2 separate regions of the Homo sapiens genome follow, and region 1 is linked to region 2. Evidence: chromatin loops called from intact Hi-C (ENCODE). Cell type or tissue: dorsolateral prefrontal cortex. All regions are shown on one strand. Links, peaks and the distances in the headings refer to the core of each region. The heading gives the core; the rest is flanking DNA.

Region 1 (2,804 bases), core at 304-2,803, 51 kb after region 2:
AATACCATACTGCCATGGACAGATGTGTCATGGCCCTAGAAGCAACACCCATTACACACTGGAAGCTGACAAAGACGCTTCATAAAAATGGAATTTCTTGGCCGGATGCGGTGGCTCACACCTGTAATCCCAGCACTTTGGGAAGCCAAGGCGGGCAGATTACCTGAGGTCAGGAGTTCAAGACCAGCCTGACCAACGTGGAGAAATCCCGTCTCTACTAAAAATATAAAATTAGCCGGGTGTGGTGGCACATGCCTGTAATCCCAGCTACTCAGGGGGCCAAGGCAGGAGAATCGCTTGAATCCTGGAGGCGGAGGTTGCGGTGAGCCGAGATGGCACCATTGCACTCCAGCCTGGGCAACAAGAGCTAAATTCCGTCTCAAAAAAAAAAAAAGGAATTTCTTTCCAAATAGACAAACATATCTGACATTCCATTCTCATTCTTGCTATGCAGATATTATTTCCATATTAGAATAATATCCAAAAAATAGTGATATAGAAGGTAACTGATCTTCAGGAGCTATTTAAGAGCTATAATATACATATTAGACACTTCTCATATAAACTGTAAGCATGGTTTTCAATTGAAAACTACAATAAAGTCAATTGAGTCTTAGATAGAAGATATTTCTCTTTTCACTTAGATCTTTTACTTCTTAAGCTATTATTATATGAAATTTTTTTCTTGATTTATTTCTAAAATAAGACTTCCTTAATTTTCCAAATACTATTTGGACTTAATAAACTGAATTAAACCTGGCTTCTGTGTTCCTGGGTTCATTTAGCTTATCTACATGAAATAATCTGTAATCTAATACTAGCTTTTAAAGTAACTGGCTAGGTGCTATAAAAGGTTCAAGGATTACTAAATGGAGAAATATCCAAAGAAGCCAGATACCCTAGGCTGACTTCTCACTTCCCCACATACTTTATCTCTATGTAACACTTAGCAAACAGTAACTTACTTACACTACTTACACCTATTTGCTATTATTTTGGAAAGGAAACCTTTTTCCTTTTCTTTTCTAACTTAAATTACACAGTTTGGTCTCAAAGAAAGTATATCTTAAAAAGAATACAATTCATAATTGTACTCTGTACACCATGCAAATGTACTCTGTACAAATGCAAACAGCTATTATTTATGTGATTTTACTCTCCTGCTCATTTTCCAAGTTCTGGATGATGTTTTACCTGGAACAAACACATGCCTCTGGTAATGTCAGTGGTAAAGCCAGCATATGTTTTTGTAATCAACTTATACCAAGTACTTTTTACTGGATCTCTATTTTTGGGCCTGGTATTATGTTAAGTCCTATGAAGGCACATGAAAATACAAACAAAATCCTTTCTTTCAAAGGAAGATAGTAAACTTATTAGAATCATGGTCTGAATGAGAGCCTATTGAATGATCGAGGGTTAGGGTGTCTCCCTGGCAAATTCCTGGGTTTGCCATGACAACTGCTTTAAGTTCTAGTAGAGAGGAAAAAAATAGATCTCCACATAACTTAGAAACATTTTCAGTAGAACACACATGTAAAGGGCTATTTACCAGTTGCAATATTTATTTTATTTGAAACCTATGAAGAAAGGATATCAAGCAATTTTCTTATTATCTAAAATCTTATTCACTTTAGCAAGAAATAAACAGAGTATTTGGAGGAAAGTTTTCTTAGAATACACTTTGTAGTACAAGAGATTTAGAAATTAAAACCTTTAAAACACATAAAAAATTTCAAATGACCGTACACAAGATAACCAGTTGAGTTATGCTGCCACCCACTGGACAAAAAATAAATAGCAACGCAATCCTTGCTCTGATTTTAACTACCAAGGGACTAGCTCAGTTTATTGGCAATCTGGCAGTAAAGATTTTATATGCAAATTGGAGTTTATAAATAGTGAATCAAAGTTAAGTACTGTTGGCTGATTATGGTTTAGTTTCTATTAATTTCCATTATTAATTTGACAGTCAACTTACTTATTTTGCTTAAAACCAAGATACAGTTAGACATCAACATCACTCTAATTTTATTAAAATGGTTTAAATGTAATCAGTTAACTTCCTTTTAATTAAAAGTGAAATACTTAAAACTACTGTAAATTCAGCCTTATTTGAGATAAAAATTGCAACATTTCCCAGCACCTTTGTCTCTGTGGTCTCTCCTCAACAGGACCCTGAATGCAGGTTAGTAATATCGGCGCTAATCTTCCCACTTGAATGTTACTGTCCTGACCTAGGAACCAAATCTCTGTGTCAACACTGTTTACTGGGGCTAACGTACAGTGTGAGTTCCAAAGCACTGACAAAAGAACTGTTAATGGGTCACTGACTATAAAACTACTACATCAAAATGTCAGAATATTTTTATTTGGTGAAAATATACTCTCTTTTAGATAACACATTAGCATATACAATAAATGTATCAACATTACTTGGGGAGAAAATGCCTCACAATTGTTTCAATGGATTCTGGATTCAGAAATACACATAGAAAAAATGAAATGAGGAAGTGTCATTTAAGACAGTTTTAAAAGATTTTATATCCATCTATCCATGATAGTAGTCCCCCACCTTATCCAGTTTCCCTTTCTGAGATTTAAGTTACCACAGTCTGAAAATATTAAACAGAAAACTCCAGAAACAAACTTTTTTTTTTTTTTTTTCTTGAGACGGAGTTTCGCTCTTGTCACCCAGGCTAGAGTGCAATGGTGCGATCTCGGCTCACTGCAACCTCCGCCTCCCAGGTTCAAGTGATTCTCCTGCCTCAGCCTCCTAAGTAGCTGGGACTACAGGCATGTGC
Region 2 (2,804 bases), core at 112-2,611:
CCACCATGCACAGCCAAGTCACCTGGAGCATGAGGCTGAAATGCAGGTTTCTGGGCCCTGCTCCAGACCTGCAGACTCAGAATCTCAGGGAGGTAGGGAGGGGTGGGGAGGGTAAAAGCTGCATTACTGACTAGCTCCCTTAGTGACAGTTCAGCACGCTGATGTTCAGGGATGCCCTCTTCTTGCCAAGGAGAAAACAGAAGCGCAGTCTGTTGGCCAAGGGCCCTCAGCCAGGGAACATCAGGACCTGGGGCACAGCTCTAGGAAACGCTGTTGTTGCTGAGAGTGGGGGCAAGGGGCACTGGCCAGACCTGGATTTGTGGGAGGCGGCTGACATGAGGCTCTGGACTTCTGCAGCAAGACGGACATCAGGGAACCTGGGCTTCCAGCAAGCAGCTCTTTTAGCCAGCACAGTAGATGCACTCCAGGTGGTGGGGTCTCAGTCCAGTGGGGTCTTCAGGAGAAAGCAAGGCTCCTAGGCTGGAGTCTAGTTTCAGGTGGGGCTGTGATTGGGGTCTGGCCATCGTGGTTCTGCCACCTACTGGCTGTGTAACTCCGGGTACCTCTCTGAGCCTTAACTCCTCGTCTGAAAACAGAATAATCAGAGTACCTACTTCTTGGGGTAGCTGTGGGGTGGGGCATGAGATGGCACTGGCTGTTCAGTGTTTGCCTCTCAGGTCCTTCTTGACTCCTTGGGGCTGAATTTATGTTCTCATCACTCCGTTTCTGAGCAGATGAGGAAGAAGGAGGGTGGAACTCTAGCTCCAACTCTGCTCCCTGACCTAAGTATCCCAACCCCTCCCAGGTTGGGGACAGAGCCCTTCCATCACGTAGCTCTCGGTCCCACCGGACTCTTTGCTTAGGAAGAGGCTGCCTGCCCCCATCGTGGTTAGGTGCTAACTCATTCTCTGCTTTATCTATCACATCTCTAACTGCCCATCAGAGCCCATTAGACCAGAATGAGACTCCCAGGGTGGCCGCAGAGCAGCAGCATTTCAGCTCATCAGAGGAAGCTGCCAAATGAGCCAGTCTGAGCAGCATTTGGGGGTAGATGTTCGCTTCCTATTAACAGGCTAAATTGCGGAAGTGGCTCAGAGTTTCATTCCCACTGTGCCACTCCCTGGGGTCTGCAGCGTGGCCTGGGAGAAAAAGGCACAGCCTCGGGGTCAGACCCGAGTTGGACCCAGCTCTGTCCCCTGGTACCTGAGGGACTCTGGATAAATTACTGGATTTCTCTGAACTCCACTTATCCCATTTGTAAAACAGGATTAGAAGCCCCGCCATGGGACTGTTTTGGTCATTAAATGCCAATTTGTATATAAAGTGCTTAGCGCAAGCCTGACGACAGAAACACTCGGTAATTGAAAGCTACTGTTTTTCCACAAGGACTTCCTTTCAGGGACCGCAGCCTTGGACGGAGGCCTGGGTACAGATTTAATCAGATGCAGGCGCTCCGGATTACCATGGAGATCGTCTAATCTAATACGTGGAGGCTGCTCAGTGACTGTTTATTGAGTTAAAAGAAAACACAAATCTAATTTTAGCCCAAAGAAGAGAAAGTTAAAAGGGAACTTGAACAGGCTTTGGCTAGACAGTATAATAATTACTGCTGTTTTTTTCAATACTTACTAAGTGATAACTGTTTTCCTTTAAAGAGAAAAGTCATCTAAATAATCATAGCTACTATTATTGTCTGTAATGTTAGTGCTAACCCATTTCTAGTAGAGGGCACCCCCAGCTTATGGGTGGGGGATGGAGACTTCTGTAGGCAGAGACAGAGTTTTAGAGGCCTGTGCTCCTAACCAGCACCCATGCTGAACCCCGGAAAGATGATGTGACAGCATCCAGCTCTCACTCCTCTCTGTCTCACTCAGAGGAAGGGGACAGAGAGGCGGCAGCCCTCCAAGAAGGCAGATGCCATGGTGCTGTCCCAACAGCTGCTGGCAGTGTCAGAGGGGACGGCCCTGAGGACAATAGGGGTCCTCAGGGTGGGGGTGTTGCCAAAGGAGATTAACATTTGAGTTAGTGAACTGGGAAAGGCAGACCCACCCTCAATCTGGGTGGGCACCTAGCAGTGCCACCAGTGTACCCGATGTCCCCCTGGAGTCAGATAGCCCTAGTAGGACACAGCAACAAACCTGGCATGGAGAATGGAGGGAGCAGCAGCACAGACCCCAGGGACATGAGAAATAAGATGCCAGGCACAAAGCAAGGACCTGCTCAATAGGGGCCTCATTTAGAGAACAAAAACTGAGGCCTGAGATTCAGTGTCCTGCTCAGGACCCAGTGAAGCAGGGTGGGAGCGGAGGCTCCCTTCCAGCAGATCCTGTGACCAGTGATCAGAGGACCACCCTCGCCCCTGCCCATTCCAGCCATTAGAACCTGTGGTGTGTGGGCAAGGGTCCCCAAACAGGGCCCGTCACCTGCCCACCCACTCCCAGAAGGCCACCAGTGCTCTCACAGGCTGAGGGCCAGGGCCAAAGCTGCCAGGCTGGCCCTGTGAGCTCCTGCTGCAGTGGCGGCAGAAATCCACCTGCTGCAGTCTGGATATGGGAAATGCATTTTTCACCCCATCAGGCATCAGGGCGAAAGCAATTTACAAATGGTCAGCTGGGGGAGAGACGCGGCCAGCAGTGTTTTGTAGTCCATTAAAAGGTTTGGACCGGGGCTTTGAGAGATGTGCCAGCAACTGTGCAGAGGCATTCATTCACCAGACCCTGCTCATGCAGCTCACTTTGGAGCTGGGCAAGGACCCCCGGGATGCCAGTCAGTGTAAGAGGACACCTGGGTTTCTCTGCTGGTGG

What was found. Hi-C counts contacts between places; a loop is a spot of excess contacts. Peaks named below come from ENCODE experiments on the same cell type or tissue, not always from the same donor. Only the 100,000 strongest peaks of a DNase experiment are listed, where the experiment ranks them.
Region 1: it touches region 2 in a loop (2.3-fold over the local background); 6 of 110 quality-filtered maps call a loop at or near these places.

The regions. Positions count from the first base shown.
Region 1 is chr10:118,719,431-118,722,234 of GRCh38, forward strand. The region is part of intron 3 of CACUL1 (CDK2 associated cullin domain 1); the gene reads right to left. Among named protein-coding and RNA genes, the nearest start is that of CACUL1, 34 kb to the right of the region's middle. In dorsolateral prefrontal cortex, for the core only: CTCF peaks have their summits at 1,774 (motif pointing left) and 1,981; a DNase peak (open chromatin) is centred at 1,781.
Region 2 is chr10:118,668,208-118,671,011 of GRCh38, forward strand. No RefSeq gene overlaps it. Among named protein-coding and RNA genes, the nearest start is that of PRLHR, 74 kb to the left of the region's middle. In dorsolateral prefrontal cortex, for the core only: no CTCF peak of the experiment used is centred there; DNase peaks (open chromatin) are centred at 252, 1,000 and 1,414; H3K4me3 peaks cover 1,097 bases; H3K27ac peaks cover 2,276 bases.